Linked DNA regions of Homo sapiens: region 2 is linked to region 1. A link is a loop called in an ENCODE intact Hi-C map of the cell type or tissue named here. Cell type or tissue: GM12878. All regions are shown on one strand. Links, peaks and the distances in the headings refer to the core of each region. The heading gives the core; the rest is flanking DNA. Region 1 has its middle 90 kb from the start of UPP2. Region 2 overlaps GALNT5 (polypeptide N-acetylgalactosaminyltransferase 5).

What was found. Hi-C counts contacts between places; a loop is a spot of excess contacts. Peaks named below come from ENCODE experiments on the same cell type or tissue, not always from the same donor. Only the 100,000 strongest peaks of a DNase experiment are listed, where the experiment ranks them.
Region 2: it touches region 1 in a loop (12-fold over the local background); 44 of 110 quality-filtered maps call a loop at or near these places.

Annotation. Positions count from the first base shown.
Region 1 is chr2:158,006,532-158,016,474 of GRCh38, reverse strand. It overlaps a transcript of UPP2 not described here. Among named protein-coding and RNA genes, the nearest start is that of UPP2, 90 kb to the left of the region's middle. In GM12878, for the core only: a CTCF peak has its summit at 6,000 (motif pointing right); no DNase peak of the experiment used is centred there; H3K27me3 peaks cover 169 bases.
Region 2 is chr2:157,297,360-157,307,302 of GRCh38, reverse strand. It overlaps GALNT5 (polypeptide N-acetylgalactosaminyltransferase 5), which reads right to left. Exons shown (of 10, transcript NM_014568.3): 6 at 7,638-7,755; 7 at 6,304-6,627; 8 at 1,474-1,554. It also overlaps the pseudogene RN7SKP281. Among named protein-coding and RNA genes, the nearest start is that of ERMN, 23 kb to the left of the region's middle. RefSeq lists a silencer at 4,614-4,693. In GM12878, for the core only: a CTCF peak has its summit at 4,620 (motif pointing left); a DNase peak (open chromatin) is centred at 4,512.

The DNA of each region.
Region 1 (9,943 bases), core at 1,072-9,071:
CAGCCACTTGGGAGGCTGAGGCAGGAGAATCGCTTGAACCCAGGAGGTGGAGGTTGCAGTGAGCTGAGATAGCACCATTGCACTCCAGCCTGGGCAACATGAGCGAAATTCTGTCTCAAAAAAAAAAATCATCTAATTCACAAGAATTTTTTTTGCTAATATAAGTCATCCATAAACCTCTATGAAAGGTGAGCCCTTTATGAGACAACTTGATCCCTATAAAGTATTCAATAAACACAATGGGCACTAAAAGACAGTCTTAATGAAATGGGACAATTTAGAAATATTTTCTTAATTGACATCAAGAAAAAGTAATTTAAAAAAAAAATCTGTTAGTTTTTTTTTTTTTAAACAAGTGTTAGTGAGGATGTGGAGAAACTGGAGCCCTTGTGCACTGTTGGTGGCATTACAAAATGGGGCTACTGCCATGGAAAATAGTGTGGTGGTTCTCCAAAAAATTAAAAATAGAATTACCATATGACCCAGCAATTTCACTTCTGGGTATATGCGTTAGTCCTTTTTCATACCACTATAAAGAACTACCTGAGACTGGGTAATTTATGAACAAAAGAGGTTTAATTGACTCACAGTTCCACAGGCTGTACAGGAAGCATGGCTGGGAGGCCTCAGGACACTTACAATCATGGTGGAAGTTGAAGGGGAAGCAGGCACATCTTACCATGGTGGAGCAGGAGAGAGAGACAGAGAGCAAAGGGGTAAGTGCCACACACTTTCAAACAACCAAATCTTGTGAGAGCTCACTATCACAAGAACAGCAAGGGGGAAGTCTGCCCCATGATTCAGTCACCTCCCGCCAGGCCCCTCCCCTGACACGTGGAGATTACAATTCAAGATGAGATTTGGTGGGAACACAGAGCAAAACCACATCCGTATATAACTAGAGTCTCAAAGAGATATTTGCACATCCATGTTCACAGCAGCACTATTCACAATAGCTAGGAAATAGAAGCAATCTAGATATCCAACAACAGATGAATAGATAAACAAAATGTGGCATATACATACAGTGGATTATTATTCAGCCTAAAAAAGGAAGGAAATTATGTCACATGCTGTAACATGGTTGAACCTTGAGGATATCATGTTAGGTGAAATAAGCCAGTCACAAAAAAAGATCAATACTGTATGATTCCACTTATATGAGGTATCTGAAGTAGTTAAATTCATAGAAACAGAAAGTAGAGTGGTGGCTGCCAAGAGCTGGGAAAGGGGGAGTGGGAAGTTGTTGTTTAATGGGTATAGAGTTTTAGTTGTGCAAGATAAAAAGTTCTGGAGATCTGTTTAACAAGAATGTGAATATACTTAACACTACTAAACTGTATACTTTAAAATGGTTAAGATGGTAAATTTGACATTGTGTGTTTTTGTTTAATTATAATTTTAAATCTGTTAGTTTCTCTAATGATCATAATGAAGATTAATTAAATTGTGCTCAAAAGATGTATTATGGGATAGGAATACAGGTAATTTTATTCTCTTTATTGTTGCTGGACCAAGTTTTCTGCTTCCTACATATCAGAATGGCTAGGCATTGCAAAATAATCTATCACCATAGAATCTAAGGATTCTTTTGGAATATAAGCATCATTTTCAAAAGTAATTTGTGATTCAAGAGTTGCTTAGAACCAAATTTCCCTAGGAAACTGAATGATTTGGGTGTTTTGTTATGGGGTGGAGGGAGAAGATGTGGTGGAAGTTGGCATGATCTCTATTTGGGTGGGGCTCTTTTTGTATTTTTGATAGAGAATAGCTGTATTAATCAGTAGTGTATTATAGAAGGCATATGTCTTATGTTTCATTGCTTGGTTTTATGTTGTGCAGCAGCAATTTGCTAACCACAGTCCTGAAGAAATATAGCCACGCAGCAAAAGAAGCATTTATTTTCAGAAACACATTTCTTTTCTGACATTACAGGGGAGTGGGAGGGAAGGTCCAGATTAACTGTACTTTTTAATAAGAGATGGAGTGCTATTGGAAAACTATTAAGGAAATTGTGGCTTTAGCTCAGATTCAAGGAAGCCCATAAGAAGAATTTACTACCTTCCAGCTTAATACTGCAGCAGGGCCAGTTCTACAGACCCACTGCTCCCTGAATGATTCTGGAGAGTATTTGCGAGCTGGGGTTGTTCTAGGAGAGGCAATCAGCCGCTGATGAGCTCCCCTGCTTAACTTTCCTAATTGATTCCACCAGACCTCCTAGTAGACTAGTTGCTAACCCTGCCCCATCCCAACTCTGGCCTGGCTCTTTCTGATGGCAGTCTTCAGAGACCATTTGCCAGTTTGGAGTTAGGCCTTGGAGCTGCAGAACAGGCTTGTAAAGCAGATGCGTAGTAAATGCTGCAGCCAAATGTACAGCACATTTTCCTAAGTGGAAATCCTGTGTTACAGACAGAACATTACTTAACAGTAGGTGGGCAGTTCAATCCTAAACAGCTCAGTTCTTCCCCATCAGAGACCCTGCAGAAGCAGGCTTCTGCCACAGCTGTGGGAGGAAGAACAGTTCTTGTAACTGTTAGGAGCAGACAGTGGCTAAGAGAAACAGTCTCTTGGGAAGTCCCTGTCTGTGATTTTCCTACGTAAACACAAGAAAACAAAACCCCTGGGCTTGTCGTTCACACAAGCAAGCCGCACAAAGCTTTCTTTCCTTCATCTGCATGTGCTAGTGTGCTGTTCTTCCTTTAGGTTTTACTGCTGCTTAAAGGTGTTTTTGTCCAGATATGTAAAGGTGCCTCGCCCTTCTCCTTCTCAGGAAAAATAACTATTTATTGAGTGCCTGTTGCCACGCAGGAACTCTGTATCCATCATCTCACCTCTTCCTCATCAAACACATCTCTTCCGAGTGAGTTGCCAAATTACACTGCTGGCTTCCCAACCTGAGGTTTTGCTTCTGTTTACATTTTACCAGAGCAAGAGAGAAAAAGTCACAAATGATGTGCTGTCTTCTCATCTTACTAATCCCCTCTTCCCCAAGCCTTTCCACATCTAGAATTAAATACCTGGGCCTTGGCAGCCAGGCCAACCCCTAACATTGGTAAAGCCCAGGCAAGAGCACAAATGGATGCCCATATGCCTAAAGCTGTAAGAGTTATAATGCCCCTTTAATGCATCCTCATGTCCACGTTGGATATGTGCATTAAAATTCATGAAAAAGAATTATTGGCCAGGTGTGATGGCTCATGCCTGTAATGCCAGCACTTTGGGAGGCCGAAGTCAGAGGATCACTTAAAGCCAGGAGTTTGAGACCAGCCTGTGCAACATAGTGAGACTCCATCTCCACAAAAAATAAAACTTTTTAAAAAAATTAGCCAGTTTTGGTGGCAATACCTGTGGTTTTAGCTACTCGGGAGACTGAGATGGGAGGATTGCTTGAGGCCAGGAGCTACGATTGCACCACTGCACTCCGGCCTGGGCAACAGCAAGAATCTATTTCAAAAAAAAAAATAATAATAACAATAGCTTAAATTCGAAACAATCTAAATATTCAACAATGGGGCATTGATGAATTTTATTATAATATTTCTCCATATAGTAGGGTATGAGATCATCACTTAAAATTTTTAGTAATAAGTTATTTTGAGTTTAAGTGAATAAAGATTATTAAAGTGTCTTTGTAATTATTGTTTTGTTTAAAGTATATGTACACATAAAAACATGATCCAACAAAATAGTTACCATCTCCTTGTAGTGACTTCATAAATTATATTTTCTTCTATGTATTAGTATTTTCTAAAAATTGGTATAATGAGGGAAATAAATAAATTTATAATAAAAATATTTGTATGCTTTAATAATTCTGTTTCCAGGAATCTCTTTTAAGGATCAAAGATGTGGTTAAATATCACAAGATAATTTATCACAATGTTATTCATAATTTTAAAATTATATCAGCTAGGCACGGTGGCTCACACCTGTAATCCCAGCACTTTGGCAGGCCGAGGTGGGTGGATCACTTGAGGTCAGGAGTTTGAGACCAGCCTGGCCAATGTGGTGAAAACCCGTCTCTACTAAAAATACAAACATCAGCCAGGTGTGGTGGCACGTGCCTGTAATCGCAGCTACTCGGGAAGCTGAGGCAGGAGAATCACTTGAATCCGGTAGGCAGAGGTTGCAGCGAGCCGAGATCGTTTCACTGTACTCCAGCCTGGGCAACTGGAGACCCCCTCTCAAAAAAAAAAAAAAAAAAAAAAAAAGGTAGAAACAATTCAGAAAGATTATTGAACCTTTGAAACTTCCTCATGCTTATTCTGTTCTTAAAATTTTCTCTTTTCCTCAGAGTGATTAGCAATCAAACTCTTTTTTAAAAGGCTTACATGTACTGGTCTATGCGGGCAGAGAGTACAGGGAGGCTCAGAGAGTGAGCATGCAAACACTAAAGGCAGGACCGCAGAGGAGAAGATACCCAAAGGATAAAAAAGATGCTCACTGAGTCAAGTAGATGAAAACCAGCATTCTTGGTGTAAGCTCTAAGCAAGAGGGGAGACCATATACGGCCATAGCCAGGGAGTGGAAAAACCCAGAATTTTAGAAGGAAAGGAACCTTGTGGTTTCTTCAGCTCCAGGAAATAGCAAACACACCCCTATCCCCACCCCACTACCATTTACACCTACCCTAGGATCTTCTATTCAATTAGAAAATCTTTCATTTATCGAGCAAATATTTGTTGAGTGATGTGCCAGGCATAGACAGGAGAGGAAAGGAGGAAGTCTGTTTGTTTCAATTAGCCAAGTTGGTTTATTCATCTCTTCCTTCTTTAAACAAATGGCTCCTTCCCTCCCTCCCTCCCTCCAGACAAGTGTTCTGTGTGAAAACTTGATCTTTTCACATGACCCTACATCCTCCTCCACAGTGATTGGTTCCCTTCAGTGGTGGACAACTTACCCAAGCTGAGCCTAGCTCCCTTGACCATTGCAATTGATCAAAGGGTGGTCATGTGGCCCAAAACAAGCCAATCAGACTTCTTCCCTAGCTTTTTTTCAAAACTTTATGGGAAAGGAGGGCTCCTTCTCTCCAGTTAGAGAGCCATGAGCCCAGATGTGAGCCTGGAAACTGTAAAGAGCCAGAAAAGAAGCAGAGGGGAAAAAGACAATGAGCAAAACACTCAGAGACGCAGGAGGGAGAAAGAGTCCTGCTGGCATTCAGAACCCTGTGTCAGGTCTTTCTGAATCACCCATTTCCTCTGTCCTTCTGGCTGTCTGGTTACCTGAGTCATTACCTTCGCATTCTTCTGAAGCTATTTCCTATTGTATTTCTGCCGTGTGAAACCAAAGGGTGTTCCCCAGCACAAGGGTTTGGAATTGCAGCGCTCTGTATGAGCTCTGGTAAGCCTCCTTGGCCTAGTGAAGCAGACAGGTGCCAGATCAGAAGCTTTATTAAGATAATGAGGGAGGAGGCCGGGCACTGTGGCTCACACCTGTAATCCCAACACTTTGGGAGGTCGAGGTGGGTGGATCATTTGAGTCAGGAGTTCGAGACCAGCCTGGCCAACATGGAGAAACCCCGTCTCTACTAAAAATACAAAAATCAGCTGGGCATGGAGGCGTGCACCTGTAGTCCCAGCTACTAGGGAGGCTAAGGCACCAGAATCACTTGAACCCAGGAGGCAGAGATTGCAGTGAGCCCAGATTGTGCCACTGCACTCCAGCCTGGGTGACAGAGCGAGACTCTGTCTCAAAAAAAAAAAAAAAAAAAAGAAAAAGAGGGAGCTAATGATGCTCTCATTGGAGGGAACTCATTGTATTACCTTTTACCTATTAATATAACTGTGCCTTCACTTAACATTAATGCAAACAATCCTTGTTGAATACCTGCCCTGTATTTCCCTCACCAGTTTTTGGCCTTTTAAATTGAATTCATGCATACCCGTTCTTCTTTCCTGCTTAATTTGATTCAGCCTACTAGGAAAGGTAAAAGGGAGGATTCCACTTATGCCCGTAACTGTGAAAATGCAACATATCTTTAGTGGAAAATTTACAAACAACCACAAGATGGGGCTGTTATGCAAGGAAGTAAAAGTTAATGGTTGGCGGGAAGAGGATGCAACAGTTTCCAGCATCCAGGATAGGATATTTAAATCTTTCCTCACTAGAAAATAAGGAAAGGAAAATATTTTAAGAACATATATTCATAAAATCAAAGCACTACTTATAACAAATTCAGGGATTACTCTTTTTAACAATCTAGTGTTCCTTTTTGGGAAAGTGATACATAATTATTATAGTAGATATTTTCCGCCTATATCAAGGTTGATTGCTTGTCTTTCTTCCGGGTTTTCTTCATCCTCATTCTTCTGTCGCTTTCGATGAAAAGCCATAACATAAAACCAAAATACATGCATTAATTTATTAATTTATTTACAGACTTCTATGTCCTCTGTATTCAATTTCAAAGACAAAGAAATAGCATTTGATATATTTGATTAACATACTCGTTTCCTGGTGTCTTCCACCTCAATCTAAATTAAATCACTTTGACCTCATTTTTCCCCCCTTGGGTTTGCAGTTTGAAGATCTGGAAAATTCTTGATTAATAGCAATAATGTAAGGTAGCCACGTTTTTAGAAAATCCAAAAGAAGCAAGAGGAAAGTAACCCTGCATAGCCCTTTGCCTTACGAGAGACTACAGCATTTGCTGGGGCAAGATGACCACAGAAGGCAGCCCGCAGGAGAATGCCCATTCACCCTGGAGCTGTGCAAAGCAAGAAGTCTGCAGGTAGATGCAGGGGAAGCCACAAAGAGGAAGCATTCCTGTTCCTTCTAGGGCACAGTCCAGTCTGCGTTGCGCTAACTCAAAACTGGGAGCCTTCTGTTGAGAAATGGGAAACCTAAAAATAGACCTGCAGAAAGTACTTTGACCTTGGCTTGAAAGTCAGCCCAGTGCTATGACAAGAAAAGCCTTTTCCATGAAGATTATGTTCTTAAAAGCCATATTTCATCTGCACACAGACTCCCAGTAAAACCACACTCAGAAAATGTGCGTCTTGGCTATCCTTCAACTGTAAAATCATTATGTTTGGCTCTGGTTATTCTGGACATTAGATGTCTATGTAAGGGTTTCTTTCTGAAATTCCTTGTACAAAATGTTAGGGGTTATAAACTGGATTAATAGCGACATTTAAGCAAATCTGCTATTACTGTGTGTATCCAATACCTTATGATTTTTGGAAAGAATTCAAGGACAAAGCAGAAAAACTGTTGTATTCAAGTAATTCAGAATGTACATGCTTTAGAATTAACTACAATAAACTAATAACTTTTCCTGAAAAAATCTAGCCAGAAAGCCAAGAGAATATATTTCATTAAAGCTTTAGTAATTAAATCCAAAATTAAAGGGTACTGTCCTATAATTTCTTGCATGTGTTAGAATTATAATATTTAAAATTTGCAATATCAAAGCATTTCAGGAGACCATCATATGTAGTCTGCATGTATTTCAAGGATAACCCTTAAAGGGTGATAAAAAGCTATTAAAGAGGGGAGAAAAAGCACTTTTATATACTTAGGTAACTTTCTAAGGAACAGCTGCCACCAATTAAACAACAAATACCTTTTAAAGACTCTTGGGGGTTCAATGTTCTTTCAGTGGACTGAAAAATCTGGGAAAATGGACTTCATTAGCAACTACAAAATTATTGAAAGGATATTTGAAATGGCATTTAATACCTGCAAAGACTGAAACAATCAGTAGTTTAAAATTTCGCCATAAAGATTGGTAAATAACACTGATTACAGGTCTTATTCAAACAGAAAATAATGAATATGTAATGAAAAGAGAATAATGATCCAAATTGCTTTTAATCTTGGAGTTATGCCTATTGATTGGCCTGGAAATAATAGTGCTAATCTTACAGTAGGAAAGTCAAGTGCTTTAGAAAGTCATTAGCTTTAGGGAAACGGGATACCCATTTCATTGTGCCAGTACAGTATTTTATTGAGTAAAGCCTCAAACAACTGTGTGTTTAAGAAAAATTCCAAGGTTAGCCTAAGTCAAATAACATTCCTCTCCACTCTGCTCTGTAACTGGTAAAAGCAATTTAGGTACTCTTTCTAATTCATCTACCTAAACACCTGCTATATTCCTGCAACACAAAATAATCAAATACAGTAAATAATTCAGCATTCCAAAAGGTAATTATTGATCTCACACTGGCTTATTTCTAATAAGCTGAAGAAGTAATAACCTTCTCAAAATAGTAAATTTACATTTTAGACTGGCATTCCTGAGACACTCTGGCAAAGTTTCATGAACGAATATATTTATAAGCAAATATACATTAAAAACACACAAAGTCTTTTTAAAAGTCATAATTTCTCATCTCTAGGAAAAGCCTCAAAGGATTCTGAATTTGAAATATCTTTACTTCCCATTAACTTTCCATGTATCCAATTACAAGTTAAATTTACATTCTTTTCAATCCATTTTTGAGACCTTAAATGTATTCTTAGATCCTGAGCTTGAAAATTGATTGCTTTTATTTTAATTTAAATGTTAACACAGAAGCATCTGGTTAATGAAAATAGAGATACATGAAAAGCCAGGCACGGTGACTCACTCCTGTAATCCCAGCACTTTGGGAGGCCTGTAATCCCAGCACTTTGGGAGTCCAAGGCAGGCGGATCACGAGGTCAGGAGTTCAAGACCAGCTGACCAACATGTTGAAACCCTGTCTCTAGCCAGATGTGGTGGTGCGTGCCTGTAATCCCAGCTACTCAGGAGGCTGAGGCAGGAGAATTGCTTGAACCTGGGAAGTGGAGGTTGCAGTGATCACTCCACTGCACTCCAGTCTGAGCGACAGAGCAAGACTCCGTCTTAAAAAAAAAAAAAAAAGAGAGAGAGAGAAATACGTGAAAAACCCACGCTCCTCTTAGCAAATGTGCATGGAACAAGGAACTGGCCGGTGTTAAAAGTTGCCAGGCAGGGCAGCAGAGAGCACTTCACAATGACATGGTTAGATGAGGCCCTCAAGACAAGCTGGTTGCCAGGGAACACTCAGGGCACCTGAGAAGTGGGCAAGATCAATTTGTTATGGGGAAGTCAGCTGAATGCAGAGCTGAAAAGAGAAAGTGCAAGCCAGAGGGAACAAGAAAAGACTGAAGTCAGAGTGGAAAGAGCTTGGGCTTGGAAGTCACGAAAACCTGACTTCTGACCCTTATCAAATGTGTCACCTCTGGGAAAGGAAACACCTTTGTCTCTCCGACTTGGTGTTTTTCACTTGTCAACTGAGTATAATGATAGCACCGCCTCGCAGAATTATTATAGGGTTATAAGATGATGCATATCAAGCACTTAGCACACTGCCTATGAGTACACAGAAAGGGCTGAGCAAAGGATATGAGTATTACTACTGAGTGCTGCTGCCAGAGAGGCTGGCAAAGGGAAGGTGAATGCCAGTCTCAGAGAAGGATACAAATGGGTACCTCACAGAGTCAAAGTCAGGGAGGCAAAGGAAACAAGGCAAAGGGAACTAGGATGGTGTGGAATCTCCTCACTAGGCTTTGCATTGAACCAAGGGCCTTCTGGTACACAAAATCTTGCACACTGAAATATGCCCCTTGGAATGTTCACCTTTCCTGACCCTGTCTTAAAGATACCTTGCTCTAAATCCAGTCATTTGTAACAGCTGCTCTGGAAAGCAAATCTGGTGTCATTTCAGATCTGACAAGTGCCTTTGAGTAAGAGCAGGAAGGAGAAGCTCATTCCATTGAAAGGCTTCCTCGAGTATGCCTAGGAAGACGCCCACTGGAGATGGTTTGTTAGCTTGTTTGCCAAAACAAGTGAGTCTTGGAAGTTGCTTTTATTTTTTTAATTCAAGTGAATGGTCCCTTTATTTTTTAAAATGTGAGGTAAGTATCTCTCCCTTGTTTCTGGAGAAGATGGTGAAGTTTCCATGCATCTGAGTGCAGACACTGCAGTCTGGAAGATGTT
Region 2 (9,943 bases), core at 1,193-9,192, 710 kb after region 1:
GGTATTAAGCCTCATTAATTCTGCTGAAAATGAGTTAACTTCCTCCACATTTCTTTACTTTTTATTACCCAAGCAAACCACAAGAGGCAGAAGCTAAAAATGAGCAACAAAGACTAAAAGGGAGCTGGGGCTTTGTGGAAGTCGAAGCCTGCATAATTTATACTTTTGCCTCTCAGCATCCAATTGAGAAAGACTCAATGGTCATCAAGAATAGAATTTGGGTTTTCAGATAAAATGCTGGTTACTCTGGCACAAAAACTCCCTGCTATGATGATTCCTAAAAAAAAAAAAATGCATTATTTAATACTTTCCTTTCATATAATGTGAAATAATTGTGGTTTTGTTTTTACAATTTATGACTTTATTTCCTCTTTGTTAGTAAGTGAAATTTATTTCTTTTAATGAGTTTTAACACTTCTTCACTTCCCTTTGACTCCTTTCTTTCCTAATTAAAAAAGAGTGGCCTTGGCTTCAGGTTTACAATTCACAGCTAAATATAGCAACAGAGATACCTTTTCTTCTAGTAGTAGCTCTGAGTTAAGAGGTAGAGATGGGATGCACCAAAAAATATAAACAGTATCTTGAAGTCAAAGCAAAGATGTAAGACTTAACAAGCCTAGATTACCATTGCAAAATAATCTCTGTACCAAAGAACAATCTGCAATTTTGGGAACTGATTTCTATTCATGAATCCATTTTCCTCTGAGTCCTATTTGCCACTCAAACCAATAACTGTTTCCACAAACACAGAACTGTTAAGGAATGTATGTTAGAGAGGGAAGTGTAATCACTCAGAGCTCACCTCCAGCACTGTGGAAGGAGTCTCTATTCCCTGCTTCCTGGCCCGACTCCCTCTACTAACCATTGCGCTCTGAGTTTGGGGAGTTTTCCTATAGGAGTTTCTACCATGGATCATGGATTTGGTTATTTCCATTACTCCCTTAAAATGCGGGAAAATGAGGGGAAAGAAGAATGGAATCAGACAATAAGACTGCTTCCTTAGAATGATTATTTAGAAATATGTTGTCTCTTTAGTATCTTTATCTATGTTATGCATTTTTTACATTTTTATCTTTATTATTATTACAGCAAACATTTACAGAGCAGTAAGCATTAGGTATTGTTCTACATGCTTCATATGTATTACCTAACTCCAGCCTCACACCAGTTCTAAAAGTAGGCATGATTATCACTACCATTTACCCAAAGGTTAAGGAATCTGCAGACGTTAACACGCTTTTGCAAATGATGGTGCCAGGACTGGATTCATTCTGGACCCAGTGAGTTGACTGCAGGACCCACACCTTTATTCCCTTAGTCACTGTCTTTGTGTTTAGTGGTGGACTCTCTTTTTACAAAGAAATTTAGAAAATTATTTTTCTGTTGGGCAAAGATGAATTTCTCAGTTGAGCAATGAATGTGTCATACCCTGCACCTATCAGCTACCATGAGATAGAAAACAGTTTAGCATACCTCTTTGCTCCCATCGCAGTCTTCCAGAATGACTGTAGTGTTTTCAATGGAAATGCATTTACCCAAAGCCACATTAATAAGCTAAAAAGCAAAATACGAAACAGGAATTACAAAATATTTTAAAGTAAAACAAGACATTCAGACACATTTAGAAAATACAGAATATAAAACTATAATAAGGTTAAAAGTTAATAGCTTAGCATTACTTAGCACTATCCAGTTTTATTGGTTGCTATCTCTAACAGAGACATAATGTAATCTTGTAATAGTACAGCTTCAATCTGTTAATTTTGGCCTGTGATCAGCCATAGAGCCAACACACAGAAGCTTTTAATTAACCCTTGCCTGGAATGCTAAATAACAAATGAGCAAAGGTGGCAAGAAAAGTAATTATTTTCTTGTCTTAAGTTTATCTAATGCATATACTAAAAGTCAATGCACCTATAAGAGTTATGAGCTATGTTCCCTGACTGACCCCTTCAAGCCTTTTGACTGCTTAAGCACTGAATCATAGATAAATTGAGTCCTTCAAAGAACAGCAGATTCCAGCTGATTCCCTGTCAGAATCTTCTTAATGACCCAAGCAAGCTACAATTCATTATAGGAAAGTCACGAAAGCTAATACAGAGCCAAGCATAAAGGCACTTTCTGGCAGGCCCCCAGGTTTTTAATGGATTTACAGGGTCAAATATGGAGGTAGCTTTCTTTAAGTCACCATTTAATGCAGAAAAATGTTGATTTCCTTTCCCCCTTTGACATCCTGGGCAGGGCTAACAAGATGATGGGTTAACAGTGCAACTTAGGGTTTTCAGATTTCTCGAACAGCTGTGCAGAGCCGAATCTATAGGACATGTCCTGGGAAAGCCTCCTGAGCTGGGAGGAGCTGAAGTCTTTGTTGCCAGGGACACTATTTGTGTCCTTCCTGTTCTATGATGCCTAACAAAGAGCTCTAACTCAGGGTGCTGCACTGATGCAGACTGGATGCTCACAGAATTGCCAGACTTCATAAAAGGGGGCTCAGTACATTGGTCCTCAATTTTACATGCTTAGCTTAGTGAACAAGAAAGTAAGGGACATCTTCAGGGATCAGAATATGCGGAAAAAATTAAAGGCTACAGGGAAACTTGCAAAGGTTGGCAAGAAAGACTTGTTCCCTCATATGGATGGAAGAAAAACAGAGGTATGTGTAAACCAAAAATCTGGAATTCAGGTCTTCCACATAACAGCGGAAAAACAGATCTTCAGTTGAATGCTGCACTGGGAAAAACAATTTGCCCATTAGCAAAGGGAGAAAACAAGGAAGCTGGATTGTCCCTGAGAATCTGAAACTTTACACCAGGCTTCATTTGGATTTGAGATGAATATTTACACCACCTGCCTTGGATAGGAACCATCACAGACTTTCAAGGCATAGAAACAAACATTAAAAATAGTACCAGGTTGTTAATTACTTCTGAGGTGCCTGGCACAGGCAGAAACAAAGCAACTATGGAAGGATGGAATCTCTATCAAAAATCCTCAGAGAAAGCTCTATTAGCAATTTAAAATGACAAATATGGGAGGAGACAGCTCACTGTTAGTAAATGTGGGCATCACAAGGCACAGAAGGATTCAATGCCCCCACAGTCCCACCCCTGAACTTCAGAGAGGAAGGTGAATAGAAAGACATGAAGGTAGAATAATCTCGGGGCTTAAAGGAAGGAAAGCATGCTGCAATTGCTCTCTGTACTGAAGCAGAGATAAATATTATGTAAGCTCCTGTATTTGTGGATCATGCAGAAATATTCTATCTTCAAACAAATTTGGAAAATTCTGGTTTCCACAGAGCCGAACAGGTGGTTCTACTCCAGAACTTCTCAAAATCTTCAGGGTGTTAATGTTCAGCTTGCTGTCAGAATGTTGTACAAATGTTTCTCAAATGTGCTTGACCATGGAACCCTGAGACAGCACAAGTAACATTGGTCAGGACAGTGTTTGGGAACCCCCTGTTTAACTATTTGTGTCTATTTTGTATAATCCTTCCAAGAACCGAAAAGCATTGGAAGGAAAGATAAAACTTTTCTGTCCCTTACATGTCCCTCCCTCATTTGACCTGAAGATTTTTTTTTCCTTTTTCTTAGAAATTACTGAGGAAACTATTTAATTGAGGTTTTTGCCATGGAAGGTACTTTTACACCAACCTAATACTTTTCTTCATATAGACATCATCTCTGAAGTGTTTTGGAATTGTTATTCTTCATTTCATTATTAGTTGTTTTCAGAATTTTCCTTTTTATTTAAAAATAATTGATCCATGTTTTTACTGTAAACCATTTTAATCTTTAAAAAAAATAGGCAGTGTATGAATTTTAAATTATCCATGTTGTATTATTTCATTTTCCAATTTAGGAAGTAGACATTCCGCACAATTTATGACAGAATTGTTAAACATTAGGCTATTTGCCAGCGGTTTAATCCAGTGTAAAAATACATTATTGGTGAGATTCTTTCATTAGCTTCAAATGTTGTCGTTTCAATAAGAAAATATTTCTTCTTATTACAAAAAACCAAAACTTTCACTGGATTTAAATTTCTGCTTGTGGAGGTTGAAAAAAGGGAAACGGAGCTATAGACTGTTTGCCAGCAGTTTAATCCAGTGAAAAATACATTATTGGTGAGATTATTAGCTTCAAATATTGTTGGTTCGATAAGAAAATGTTTGTTCTTATTACAAAACACAAAACTTTCACTGGATCTAAATTCCGTAGTGGAGGTTGAAAGAAGGGAAACGAAGCAAGTAACAAAAAGAAGTTGTGGAGTTTATTTTCTTGGAACTTTCCACGATTGTCTATCTAAAATAATGATCTACTTAATTTGTTGTAAATTACCTGGAGAAAGGTCCTAATTTTTTAAAAATGTTAATAACGCTCCCTGCTGGTTTGCTTCAGAAGGGAGCAAACTACATCTTCACTGAAATTTGTTTAAGGAAGACAACAAAGGAAAATAGAAGGAATTTGTTAAAATCACTTTTTAAAATACTTGGTGCATTTTGATATAGTATAGCGGAGGCATCAGCAGAAGGCTGTTTCATTAGGAGAGCTCTCCAGAAATTTCATAGGAACTCACTCAGGTTAGCGCAACAGCGGAGCCCAAAGGTAGTTTTCTAGTGCCCTCTGGTGGTTAAAGCTTATTATTACTCTGACTGAGATTCTGCGTTGCTGGAATGGGAAATATTAGAATAGTGGAAATTCCTTTCTTTTTTTTTTTTCTGCTCAGCGGTTGAAATTAAAAATTGTAAATTTATTTTACAGTTATATTTGACATGTTGTTATTTGAACAGTGTATATAAATCCAAAATGTCTGATAAGTTACCAGGTTGAGCCACTTAAAGTAGCTGCCATTCTATTTGGACCCATAAAAATGGCAATTTTATAATACAGTGCGTTATCTAAAAACAGGTCACATAAACTTATTTATCAGTTGAATTTTGTAAAAAACAGAACCATTTTTTTAAGACTAGTTTCTTGTCTTTCATAGCTTTCCTGGATTTCCCGAATACTTTCAAGGGGGAATATTATAGTAAGTTTTTGCTATCAGGAGATTTTCCAGACAGAAAGCATGGTATAATCCACTCTCAAGAAGAACTGAAAAAATTTGGCCTAAAAGGGCGGGATAACTAATGGTCACATTTTTAAAGAATTTCTTGGATGAAGAAAAAGGAAGCTGAAATAAAACAAAAACACTGGGGTTAGTTATAAGTCAAATTAAATTAGAAATAAAAGATTAGAAATAAGCATGACTGTCTAAGAACCCCAGCTGAAGGCTTGACTAATCATATCTAAACCCACGTGTCTTACCATCCTCTTCAAATGCAGCTTCACTCCTAGAAGGGGTTTGAAATGGCTTTTCCCCAGCTTCTCCTCTTTCTTGATGTTTTCTCAGCCTTGTACTCTGGCTACCTTATCTGGCTTAGCTTCTTCCCTTTGGATACCATCCTTCATGCCCTGGAATGTTATCTGCTATTCTCTGATATTTTCTGTTATTTTAAGTTCCTCTTTGAAATCTTTACAAACCCCAATTAAATCTTATCACCCCCTTGCTTAACTCTGCTCAATAACTTCCCACTGCTTTCAGAAGAAAGAAGGAAGCAAGGCAGGAAAGAAGGAAGGAAAGAAATAAAATCCTTACTTTGCTTACAAGGACCTGTGTGATCTGGCTCCTTCCTTCCTCTTCACCTTCATCTGGTGCCATTCTTCCCTCCTTCACACCCTGACAACATTCGTCTTCTTTCCAGTGCTTGGATGGAGAACACTCACCTGTCTTAGGGCTTTACGTGACCTTTACCCTCTGCCTAGCACTCTTCTTTAGAGCTTGGCTGACTGACACTTAGTGTTTTAGGCCTGAGTTACAAAGTCTCCTTCTCAGAGAGGATTTCTCAGCCACTCTAACTGAGGAGTCATCAACTGTGGCCTGTTCCCTAAATGAGAGCTATTATATTTTGTATTTACACTTGACTTGCTTATTTGTTTATAATCTTTCTTCTCTACCCAAATTAAGCTCCACAAGGAAGGAACCAAGTCTACTTCATTCATCACCCTGTAATCCAAGTCTGAAATACTCCCAGATCTACGGATACTCAATAGATATCTGTTGAGTTAATCAATGAACATGACCACTTGGTAGCCTTCCTCAAGTTTACCTATATTTAATTCTCAGCCATGCTTTGTCCCATCTTTGCTCATACTTGGTGTTTATTTATAATGTAATTACTCATTCTTTCCACACATTTTTGAAAGAGATTTTGTGTTTTGTTTTTATGGAGTAAGATTTTAAATTGCCACTTGAACTTACCACACCACTAGCTCTCACAATGGGAGCCCTTAAGTCAGGAAAGACATTCTCCAAGTACCATTTGAAACTTTTGCACTTCAGTTTCTTTCGCAGCTCCCTTTGCTGGGTGAGGTTGCCAACATCTAGCCCTTGGTCGATGAGGTGGTCTCCGTGGCCATAGAACAGCTCCTTATACTCATCCAGCCAGACCTCGGCAACCCGCACCAAGTTCCGCTCCACTGTCTTCATCCGGTCTTTGGGGAAGGAATATGGATTGTCATTTCTGAATATATGGCCCACTCGGGAGCAGGGAATGATCTCAATTTCACCACCACACATCCACACCTGGAAGAATTTGATGATAAGCATCAATTATCAAATGATTATCCACAAATCATCGGCACTTAACAATGACAAGAAACCACCTTGTTTCCCCCTACCTGAAGTAATACTCAACTTCAAAAACACTTTTGCAATAGAAAATCAAACTCAACAGGCTTATTTAATTTTGTGTATTGCTGTGGATCATTTTAGGATTAGTAAAATGTAATTTTTTCTTTCCTAACTTTCAATGTAAGTTTTTTTTAATTTGTAAATAAATCTTCACAGAATCCCATTTTGTAAAACATGAGTTCTTGTTTTGATTGAATCAGGGAAAGAAGTATAGATGTCCATTTGTTCACGTTCCTCTACTCTCATTTTTGGGAAGAACCAAAAGGCTTGTGGAACACAACTCAAAACCATCCTTCATGATCAGCAGCTCCAAAATTACACCCTTTTACATACATACAGAACACCCACCCAATAGGAAAGCAATTACTTTTTGGACACTCTCTACTACTGCTGTTGCCAAGGCTTTCTCAGAAGTTAATCAATGATTGTATAATAGATTGTATAAAGTGCCCAAAGGAGCTGTACTATAAGGCACACCTGACCTGTTGGTGACCTGCTTTAGAGGTATTTTAATGTACTTCTGTCATTTGTGTTCTCTAAGATGATCCATTACAGATTGAGTCTATTCCTTCCAACATTCTAGACAGATGTTCCAGGAGAGTTATTTTGTAGCACGTATGACTCCCACAGCATTTACTCTGAGTGGCAGAAAGTCATTTCCCCCATATTTATAAGCAGAAATGGTGTTGTGAAATATTAGGGAATGCTAATAAATTTTATGACAGCAATTGATTCTTCCAAATTCAATCTGAGATATGAAAAAATTAATCCAGAGACCCTAAAATTTCTGTGAAATTTCCTCTCAGTGGCAGTCACATACCTGATTATGGTAGTAAAATCAAACCATTTAAAATTGATTAACTCATTATCGTAAAGAAAAGTTGGGAAACACCTGGTAATACCTTGAATGAGAGCTCCATATTTTCCCCACCCCAAACATCAAGGCCAGGGTCGTATGTTCCAAGTTCAAAAAAGTAACTTTTGTCAATAGAAAACAATCCACCAGCCATGACAGGGCACCTACAAAAAGAAAAGTTTGTTTTTTAAACTTGCATCTCATGAAAGCTCGACTTTTAGAGTTGTTCCTCTGTACATCTGTACGGGAGGTAGGAGGCTTTTCAGAATAGCTACCTGATGCAGGGAAGCCCTGGGATGGAGTCACAAATAGGGCTTAAGTGATGCGATCCCTGGATCATGGTGGCAGAGCTAGATTAGGTTCAGCAAAGATGCATCCTGGAACTAGTATTATTTGTCCTTTATACTGTGACACAAACTGTCCAGGAATGTTATTTTTAACACTTATTCAGGGCTAAGGGAGTATCAGGCACTATTGTAAGTATTATATATATATTCCAGCCCAGACTTCACAAAAAATCTTGTGTGTGCAATTATTAAGAATCTGCAACACTGGATGTGAGGGCGATCTGGCTGCAACATCTGTCAGCCCATTGATTGCCAGGGTTGATTCGGCTGATCTAGCTGGCTAGGCGGCTGTCTCCTTCCCCCCTCACCGCTCCATGTGCGTCCCTCCCGAAAGCTGCGCGCTCTGTGGAAGAGGACGACCATCCCTGATAGAGGAGGGCCGGTCTTCCGGTCTTCTGGTCTTCCGGTCTTCCGGTCTTCCGGTCTTCCGTCAAGGGTATATGAGTAGCTGCGCTCTCTACTAGAACCTCCAAGCAAGCGCTCAGGAATTGGCAACACGGAGAAGGTAAGAAACTTTCCCAAGGACAGTAGACACCTTGGGTTTGCTCTGGGCAGTCTGAGGGGACGCTGTGCCACTCACTCCACTGTACTGCCTCTCAGCCGTTACTGGAAGGAAGGCCGTGAGAGTGAGTTGTCCAGGTTCTGGGTATTTTGAACAAAGAGTTGAACAAAACACACTAACAAAGGAACGAAACACATGAACGAAGCGGCACAAGCAGGGATTCGTTAAAGCGGGAAAGCGCTCCACAGGGTGGGAGTGGGCCGGAGCAAACGGTTCAAGGGCCGGGTTACCAAGTTTTCTGGGTTTCAAGTACTCCTTTCGAGGTCCCTACCAGCTGCCCCTTATCTGGATGGAGGATTTGGTTGGCTAATGAAAGGCTGCGGTGAATTGGCGCCCTGTGCAGATGAAGGGAAGGTCCCTGCTTGGCCAGTCCAAGGCAGAGACTCTCCCTTTCCTTCTGAGATGTGGTGGAAGGGGAGGGCTGTAGGGAGAGTAGCCGTTGATCCTTTGTTACTCGGGTGTGGGGAAATGGGGTTTTCCTTCTGGTTTAGCTTTAGGAAGTGGGTGTTAATCGGCCTTAGATCCCCTGCCCCTAGACCCAGGTGTTTTCCTTTTGATCCAGGTTTGGGAAGTCAGCAGGAATTGGCCTTAGATTCCCTGCCCCCAGACCTTGGTGTTTTTCCTTGATTCAGCTTTAGGAAGTCGGCATGAATTGGCCTTAAGCTTCTTGCCTCCAGACCCTATTCTCCTGCCTCACAACCACACACAAACTTTACTGACAGCGTGTTATATGGCAAGCACCTTTCAAAGCACTTTATATGTTATCTGATTCAGTTCTTAAAACAATCGAAGTAGCAGCTACTTTTATGAGTCTTTATGTAAAAATAAAAAAACAGAGGCTCAAGATGATAAGTAACCTTTTCAAGCTCATACCACTTCTCAGTGGTACAGTTGAGATTCAAACTGTCTCCAGAACCTTCACTAATAATATTGATCATGGAGGATAGAAACTACATTTTAGTCAGCAGTTAGCCAAGACTGGAATCACTTCCTATGGTGGTCACCACTCAGCCAGCTAAAGTAGTTTCTGTGGAGAGCCTGCTTTGTGCTTAGGGTATACAGTGATCTCAAGGGGGAGATAATTCCTGTCCCACACCTCTCTCCCCTCCGCCACCATTTATGTTCATTTTCTTTCTGCTCTCCAATTTTCCTACTAGACTATCCAGAACGCATTCTCGTCCTAACATTATGTTGAATATAGTCTGAACTCAACCACTACATTGGCCCTCAACATGAGAGTATGGAAAGAGCAGAGGTTCTTTAGGTGTAGGTTCAGAATAAGAGTGTTAAATCCAGGTAATTCTGGGTTTGAGTCTCAAATTCTTCTTTGATTAGCTGCGTATTCCTGGGAAAATTACTTAATGCTTTTAAGTCTAAATTTCCCCATCTCTTTAAGGTGAATTCTTCCACCTCCCTCCTAGAGTTAGGAAGAGAGTTAGGTGC